3 separate regions of the Homo sapiens genome follow, and regions 1 and 2 are each linked to region 3. The links are chromatin contacts, found by Hi-C or POLR2A ChIA-PET in ENCODE. All regions are on one chromosome and are shown on one strand. The core of a region is the stretch at or near the end of the contact, and the rest is flanking DNA. Distances in the headings are between cores, read along the strand shown. Region 1 holds the start of ZFAND2A-DT (ZFAND2A divergent transcript). Region 2 holds the start of INTS1 (integrator complex subunit 1). Region 3 holds the start of LINC03015 (long intergenic non-protein coding RNA 3015).

Region 1 (2,700 bases), core at 71-2,570, 1.0 Mb before region 3:
GTCTGTCCTTACCTGATTGGGCATGGTCTCTATTGATTAGGCGACCATCTGGTCTGGTTGGCACGACGCTTTTTGGGTTTGAGGAAGGGTCTGCTCTGCTGCCCAGGCTCTAGTGCAGGGCGCATTCACAGCTGACTTATGCCTCCACCTCCCAAGAGGCTGGGACTGCAGGTGCATGCCACCATGCTGCGTTCATTTCTTATTTTTGTAGAGACAGGGTTTCGTCATGTTCACCAGGCTGGTCTTGAACTCCTGTCAGGCCTCTGAGCCCAAGCTAAGCCATCATATCCCCAGTGACCTGCATGTATACATCCAGATGGCCTGAAGCAACTGAAGATCCACAAAAGAAGTGAAAACAGCCTTAACTGATGACATTCCACCCTTGTAATTTGTTTCTGCCCCATCCTAACTGATCAATGTACTTTGTAATCTCCTCTACCCTTAAGAAGGTTCTTTGTAATTCTCCCCACCCTTGAGAATGTACCTTATGAGATCCACCACCTGCCTGCAAAACATTGCTCCTAACTCCACCGTCTATCCCAAAACCTGTAAGAACTAATGATAATCCCATCGCCCTTTGCTGACTCTCTTTTCCGACTCAGCCGGGCTGCACCCGGGTGAAATAAACAGCCTTGTTGCTCACACAAAGCCTGTTTGGTGGTCTCTTCACACAGACATGTGAGACACTAACCTCAGGCCATCCTCCCACCTCGGCCTCCCAAAGTGCCGGGATTACAGGCCTGAGCCACCGTGCACCGTCCGGCTAATATTTTATTTCTGCAGAGATGGGGTCTCGCTATGTTGCCCAGGCTGGTCTCCATGTCCTGGGCCCACGCCCTCCTCCTGCCCAGCTGGGCGGGGTCTTACCCAGGCGGAGCCCCTTACGTGCAGGGCGTTCTGTGCAGTGACCGCGGCCCTGGGCAGAGCCAACCCCACGCGGCCACATAACCGTCCAGGGGGCGGGGGGCAGCGCGGTGAAATGGAAAAGGATTTAACTGGGGGATCTAGGTGCTGGGGACACTGACATTTTCGGTATTATTCTTGAAGCTTTTCCCTAAGTTTGAAATTACCTAAAAACACGTTGTTTTGAGATGGAGGCCTCCTGGGGCCCGCAGGATGCGCGGCCGCGGGCGGGTGCCCGGGGCGGGAGGCGCCGGATGGGTCGCTAGGCCTCCTCCCTCAGGCCGGCCTCGCGCTCCTACCCCGCAGGACCCCGGCCGCAGCCCTGAGTCAGCTTCCCCGCTCCTCGCCCGCCCGGCTGCGCCTGCGCGGAGCCGCCTCACTGTGACCCAGCAAGCGCGCCGCCTGCGAGAAGCGACCGGACACTTCGAGAAGGGAAGTGGAGAAGCGAGGAGTGGGCGGGCCTGCGGGGCGCGGCGGGGCGGGATTGGCCGGATGGCTGGTGTCGTCTTCGGTGTGCGCCGGCGCCACTGGGCCGCGGCCTGGCGGGATTGGCCGGTCTGCGGGTGACGTTGTCGGGGCGCGCCCGGAAACCCCAAGGCCCAGACGGCTCTCAGATCCGGGGGCTGCGGATAAATCCCCGTAGGCCGCGGGCAGCGAGATGTTGCGTTCCGGTGTGGGTGTGGGTGTGCCTCCGACGGCGTCTCGGTGCCAGTGTCGAGGTTCTTTCTGCTTAGCTACCCGGAGCCGACTACGGAGGAGGACACCTGAGTTTACGTCTCTTCCATCTGCTGCTCACCTCAGCTGCCTGGGTCCCCGACGAGAGCCAGGTACGGGGCCGGGATTGCGCAGACAGGGTCTGCCGGGGGTCGGGCCTGCCTTGAGGTCAGGTTGCTCGGGGGTTCGGCCTGTCTGCTAGGAGTGCGGCTGCTGAAAGTCCGGCTGCTTGCTGGAGGTCAGGCTGCTGGGGGTCCGGCCTGTCTGCTGGGGACCGGGCCTGCCGGGGTCTGGCTGCTGGGGGTCCGGCCTGTCTGCTGGGGACCGGGCCTGCCGGGGTCTGGCTGTTGGGGGTCCGGCTGTCTGCTGGGGACCGGGCCTGCCGGGGTCTGGCTGCTGGGGGTCCGGCCTGTCTGCTGGGGACCGGGCCTGCCGGGGTCTGGCTGCTGGGGGTCCGGCCTGTCTGCTGGGGACCGGGCCTGCCGGGGTCTGGCTGTTGGGGGTCCGGCCTGTCTGCTGGGGACCGGGCCTGCCGGGGTCTGGCTGTTGGGGGTCCGGCTGTCTGCTGGGGACCGGGCCTGCCGGGGTCTGGCTGCTGGGGGTCCGGCCTGTCTGCTGGGAGTCCGGCTGTCTGCTGGGGGCCGGGCCTGCCATCGGGGCCGTAGTACCGGGTCGCACGGGGTCGTTAACCCGCCAGCCGAGTGACAGCCACGTAGATGTGTGTTTTCTTGCTGCGGGCCCGGCCCGCCAGGGTAGGGTGTTGGTTTCCTAGGACGGGTGCTGTGCGTCCAGAACAAAATCATTTGGGGATTCACATCAAACTCTTGTGAATTCCTTGAACAAAACAATTTCGGAACGCCTGCTGTGTGTCGGGCACCGGGAGCTAATAGTAAAGCAGCGGATCTGTAGTTGGAAGCTGTGGGCGAAGGAGGGCTGGGAAAGGACTAATGGGCACCTTAAGTAGCGGGCGTGTAACATAGAGGGAACTGGGGAGGGTGGGAATGGCTTTAAACTGAGGCGGGAGGGGATAACTAGACGTTTGCCATGGGCGAGAGTGTTCCAGTCTTAGGCGACAGTCTAGGA
Region 2 (2,700 bases), core at 87-2,586, 1.4 Mb before region 3:
ATCAGAACACAGGCTGACTCCAGGGGAGGGGACCAGCTGCTCAGGGGTCAGGGGAGACCTTCGACCCTTTGACTGGATGATTCCCCCACCTTTTATTTTTATTTTTTTTTAGACAGGGTCTCGCTCTGTCGGCCGGCTGCAGCGTAGTGGCACCATCATAGCTTACTGCAGCCTTGACCTCCCAAGCTGAAGAGATCCTCCTACCTCAGCCTCCTCAGTAGCTGGGACCGTAGGCATGCACCACCATGCCTGGCTAATTTATTCTTGATTTTTGTTTGTAGAGATAGGGTCTCACTATGTTGCCCAGGCTGGTCTCAGACTCCCACTTTGGCCTCCCAAAGGGCTGGGATTAGAGGTTCATGCCACCATGCCCAGCTAATTTTTATTTTTTTGTAGAGATGGGGGTCTTGCTATGTTGCTCAGGCTGGTCTCGAACTCAACCGATCCTCCTGCCTTGGTCTCCCAAAGTGCTGAGATTACAGGCATGAGCATCACACCTGGCAACTGTATGATCTTTTGTGTCTTTTGAGTTTTGTTCCCATCAGTGTTTCCATTAAAAAAAAAAAAAAAAAGGCGTGGGGGCGGGGCGGGCGCAGTAATTCCAGCACTTTGGGAGGCCAAGGCGGGCGGACCACCTGAGGTCAGGAGTTCGAGACCAGCCTGGCCAACATGGTGAAACCCCGTCTCTACTAAAAACACAAAAAAATTAGCCAGACATGGTGGCGGGCGCCTGTAATCCCAGCTACTCGGGAGACTGAGGCAGGAGAATCGCTTGAACCTGGGAGGTGGAGGTTGCAATAAGCCGAGGTCGCGCCACTGCATTCCAGCCTGGGCGACAGAGCGAGACTCCGTGCCAAAAAAAAAAAGAAAAAAGAAAAGGGTGAACTTTGTGGAACACGAGTTCTATCTCAATAAAGCTATTATTATTATTATTATTATTATTTGAGACAGGGTCTCTCCCCGGGAGCCCCCCGGGCTGCGCCCCCTCGCCAGTGCCTGCGCCCCGGCCGCCCCCGCTCTCCGGGACGTGCAGAACCTGCCACTTGACTCATCCGCGGATCCCTGACGCCACTCCTCCCCGCCGTGCGTCCTGGAGTGCGTCCCTTCGCAACGCCAGCACCACCTGTGAATGGAGAGGCCAGCGCCTGCCCCGCGCCGCCGACCCACCTGGACCGGACCACATGCGCGCGGCGCCGGCCAGCCCGCCTCCCGCCGCCATGGGGCGCTGCAGGCATCAGGCCGGCGCCGCGGGCCTCTCGCGCCTCCTTCTGGGCCCGCTTCCCGCCGCACTGTTTTCCTTCCGGTTGTTCCGGAAGTCGGGTCCTCGAGGGCGGTGAGATCGGTTTCCGATTCCGGGGTGGCCGGGTGGCGGCGGCGGCGCTCCGGTCGCGATGGGCCAGAGGTAAGTGAGCCGCGGCCTGGGCGCTTCCTCATTGCCGGGCGAGCGCCTGGTTCTCCCGGCTACCGCTCCCGGCCTCTGGGCCGTCCCTTCTGGTTCTGCCGCCTCCAGCCCGGCGTCCGCGTCGCCTGCTGCCGCCCGACTGAGCCGCTCCCGGGCGGCTGGGAGGCGGGGTCCCTGCAGCTCCTGCAGCATCGCCCCGCCGGGCGGGCGCGGGACCACTGTCCCCGGGTCCCAGGCCCAAGCCCCGTGCGGCAAGGGAGCGAATGAGCGAGCGAACGAGCGAATGAGTGAAGGAATGACCGCACGCTGGCTCCTCCGCAGGTGACGCCGCAGCCGCCGGGAGCCGCGAGGGACGGGGCAGGATGAACCGGGCCAAGCCCACCACGGTGCGCCGGCCCAGCGCCGCGGCCAAACCCTCAGGTGCGTCTCCCTCCTCGCTCTGCAGCCCGGGGGTCTTTGGGGGTCTTTGGGGGTCTTTGGGGATCTCAGCTGCCGCGGATCCTGCGTTGGGCTTGGTTGTTCCGCAGCCGCGGCTGTTTCCAGGAATTCGGTCTGGAAACACTGCTCTCGGTCCTCAGCGGCTCTGAGAGTCCCTGGGAGGCTTGGGACAGTGGCGACTTCCTTCGGGACCCCGGTGATCTCGTTTCAGGCTGAGCTGCAAGGCGGCCGACAGTAGCGGAAGGTCTCCCCAGCCAGGAGGCGGGAGGCAGCACAGTGTAGCGTAGCACGGGGTCTGCGGCTGAACTGTCGGCTCAGATCCTCCGGACTTTGCCACTCGCCTGCTGTGTGACGCTGGGCACGTCGCTTAACCTCTCTGTGTCCCTTTCTCTCTTGTAAAGTTAGAGTAATAGCACCTATTGCGGAAACTCGGGGCGGGGGTTACTAAGCACACTAATTTGGATAGACCAGAGATGGCCTGGTTTGTGGTTAGCGCTACGTGACTGTCCACCATCACCTGTGCGTATCCTGCTGGTCCCAGCTCTGCTGTAGGCTGCTGAGTGAGCTCTGGCTTCTTCCTTGCCTCCTCTGACCCTTGTTTAATCCCCTCTGACATAACAGGAGGTTAGAGTCAGTCTTTTTCCATCTTGGGTGTTGCAAATGTGCCCGGTTTTCTCTCTCCTTTCTCTGCAGGGCACCCTCCCCCAGGAGACTTCATTGCTCTGGGCTCAAAGGGTCAGGCCAATGAATCGAAAACGGCGTCCACCCTGCTGAAGCCAGCCCCTTCCGGCCTGCCTTCTGAGCGCAAGCGGGATGCGGCGGCCGCGTTGTCCAGTGCCTCGGCCCTCACCGGTCTCACC
Region 3 (2,700 bases), core at 151-2,650:
CTCGGTCTGTGACCACACTGCCTGCCTTTTCAGCAAAAATCCTGTCTATGCAGCTAGAACCCGCCTTGCCCCTGACCCTTCCTCTTAGTAATTTTCTCTCCACTCCCGACCCTACGCCTGGGCTGTCAATTCCCACTTTTTCTATCTGGAGTTGAGCCGGATCTGCCTCCCCTAACCCAACATCTCGCTTTAGCAGCCCCCCCACCTTGAATAAAAGCAGCCTTGCCCTCTTTAACAATTAATAAGCACAGACTGGGACAGGACATCCCCCTCCATCCCAGCGCCCATGCACCCTCAGCCACGGTCCTCAGACCTCAAGAAACCCAGCGGGTGACAAGCTTGGGTGTCAGCGGGGCTGGGATTGCTGCTGGGGGCACAGGAGCTCGGGAGCACTTTGCAGGTGAGCAGGGCCTGGACAGGGGCTTCTCTGCAGCCCACCCCTGGGGAGGACTCCGGGCCCTCGCCCTGGACGGCAGAGCTCGTTTTGCTGTTGCCCTACTGTCTCCGCGACCTTGGGGGTTCACTTAGCACCCCCAGGCCAACACCTGGCCTCTCCATGCACCAACACCTGGCCTCTCCTTCCCTGGCCTGCCGCCCTGCCTGTGTCTGGACTGTGGTTCACCGAGTGTGCACGTGGGCCTCGGAGGCTGCCCTATAGAGCCCAAAGTCCCAGGGAGGAGCAAAGGGGACCAAGTGCACACTCACCCAGCTTCCTCTGCCCGGCAACGTCCCTGCCCCCATCTCCCCTCCACCGCCACCAGGGCCTGCATCCCCATCTGCAAAGGGGACAGGGTGCCCACGCCTTCTGAAGCACGCGCTCTCCAGGCCGCTCTCCGGGCGTCACCCCGCCCTGCTCCCCTCGCCCCTGCACAGCCCGAGTCCAGCCTGGTCGCTGCCATCAGGACGATCAGGACCGACCGCCACCATCAGTGGGGACCGGCCAGGGCGGTTAGGCCCGGTCCGGGGCCCCAGGTCCCGCGTCCCCGCCGAGGCCAGGCAGGGAGGCCTGGCTGCCCCGGGCTTTAGAACCAAAATAAGCCCCGAAATGATTGGCGGCGCCCATGCGCCAGGAGAAAACCTAAAGGACGAACGTTCCCGAGTACATATAAGGACGATTAATATTTATTGCACAACTTTTTTTTTTACTTCCTTGTTAAAGAGGAAAACCTTACGCTAAAAATAAAACGACTAGGAGCCCTTGTGCCTGCGTGGGTGGCGCTCGCGCCTTTAAACCTGAAGCCACAGGGGCTCAGCCCCCCACCCGCGCAGGGCGGCTCCTGCGCATGCGTAAACAGAAGGGGTCGGGGCGCGGCCCAAGACGACGCCAAGGGAGCGGACGGGCGGGGAGGAGGTGGCCTCTGCGCAGGCGCAGAGAGGAGCGAGCGACTCCTGCGCAAGCGCAGAGTGAAGGGCCGGGAACAGTGGAGGGTGCGAGGAAGACAATGGGGGAGGACCCTGAGGCGGCCTCTGTGAGCCGACAGGAACACGTGGTCGATCAGAGAGAGACTCGTAAGTGCACGGAGCTGATGAGGTGACTATGGCGTTGCGCAGGCGTCCTGTAGAGGCGGGTTGTCATCGGCGCAGGCGCGGTGTGGAGGAAGCCCCGGCGCCGGCGCAATGAGGAGGCGGCCGGACTCGGCGCTGGCGCAGTGTGGAGGAGGCTCCGGCGCAGGCGCAGACGCAGGGCGGGCAATGGCCGCCTGGGTCTCTCGGGCAGCCCTGCCCACCTCTCTCGCGTCTCCTGGTCTTGGCCTGCGGCTCTCTTTCTGGCAGGTGCCGCGGCGTCTCCTGCGGGCCTGACCGTGTTCTCCCGCCTAGCCAGGCTCTTCTGCGCTCCTTTTTTGTTGAGATTTTTCCATCCCCTGCACAGGAAGTGTCCTTTAATTACTCCAGTGTTTTTTTAGTTACTTTTTAAGAAACATTTTGGACTTTTCGATACAGAATAGTGTCAAAAAAAAAATTTAACCTTCTTCAGGTTATATTTTAGTGAATGATATTAATATATGTTCCAAAGTTGTATGGGATTTCTAAAATTCTAATTTTTCTGAGTATATGCTACCGATCATAATTATGGTTATGTTGTTGTTATAACCAAATTTCTTTGTCAATTGTGTCTTTTTGAGTATTTAAAGTCATTTCCGCAGTTAATTGCTTCATGCTGATGTAGTTTCTGAAAACTTCACAAGCACACAAAAATCCTAGAACATGGTGTCTTTTAGGAGGTTCGTGAACGGATGGGGAGGACCCTGAAAAGCACTGTGGAATACAGGTTTCTAGTAACTTCAAAATCACATCATTTGGACTGGGTAAGAATTGCTGAAACTTTAATGAAAAGACTGACTGGCTTATAAAACTGCTAACCCAAATAGAATAAAAATTAATTGAATACCGAGGAAATGCTTCACCAGGTTTGCATACTTAATCAGCCTATACTGAAATTGTTTAGATATACAATTTGAATGAACTCCATGGTCTAAGTCAAATTACCTGTGATAACCCATCAGTTATCCATGCTATGTGCCCAATTTGGAGAAACAACTGGCACCCAAGAGGACATAAGTCCGATGTTAAGCATGGACTCATGGAGAACCAAGATGGCTGCCTTGTCCTTCGTGAGTCCTTAAAGCTTTTGTTATTAAAAGTTATGCATTCCATGACTCATCCTGGAAAAGATAAAATGATCCAAATTAAATATGTTGG

What was found. A loop is a pair of places that touch in the nucleus more often than their neighbours do. ChIA-PET counts read pairs that join two places held with the same protein, here RNA polymerase II (POLR2A). Pooled maps may share reads with other maps.
Region 1: a loop to region 3 is called in a map of naive thymus-derived CD4-positive, alpha-beta T cell, with 14 times the contacts of the local background. The contact joins the promoter of ZFAND2A-DT here to the promoter of LINC03015 in region 3. A Hi-C loop is called at or near these places in 1 of 168 maps with a recorded cell type or tissue (naive thymus-derived CD4-positive, alpha-beta T cell), 2 of 37 single-sample maps with no recorded cell type and 8 of 50 pooled maps.
Region 2: a loop to region 3 is called in a pooled map, with 28 times the contacts of the local background. The contact joins the promoter of INTS1 here to the promoter of LINC03015 in region 3. A Hi-C loop is called at or near these places in 1 of 37 single-sample maps with no recorded cell type and 6 of 50 pooled maps. POLR2A ChIA-PET finds 5 or more read pairs at or near these places in 1 of 52 experiments (OCI-LY7).

What each region holds. Positions count from the first base shown.
Region 1 is chr7:1,158,994-1,161,693 of GRCh38, reverse strand. It overlaps ZFAND2A-DT (ZFAND2A divergent transcript), which reads right to left and starts at 1,320. Exons shown (of 3, transcript NR_110069.1): 1 at 1,071-1,320. ZFAND2A (zinc finger AN1-type containing 2A) reads left to right here and starts at 1,498. Exons shown (of 5, transcript NM_182491.4): 1 at 1,498-1,730. RefSeq lists enhancers at 342-854, 855-1,368, 1,369-1,881, 1,882-2,396 and silencers at 960-1,009, 1,020-1,559.
Region 2 is chr7:1,503,025-1,505,724 of GRCh38, reverse strand. It overlaps INTS1 (integrator complex subunit 1), which reads left to right and starts at 1,336. Exons shown (of 48, transcript NM_001080453.3): 1 at 1,336-1,402; 2 at 1,724-1,822; 3 at 2,534-2,700. The coding sequence starts at 1,765. RefSeq lists enhancers at 1-22, 1-244 and a silencer at 1,131-1,690.
Region 3 is chr7:148,138-150,837 of GRCh38, reverse strand. It overlaps LINC03015 (long intergenic non-protein coding RNA 3015), which reads left to right and starts at 1,400. Exons shown (of 3, transcript NR_134325.1): 1 at 1,400-1,509; 2 at 2,220-2,306. LINC03014 (long intergenic non-protein coding RNA 3014) reads right to left here and starts at 1,120. Exons shown (of 2, transcript NR_108065.1): 1 at 706-1,120. RefSeq lists an enhancer at 1,375-1,669.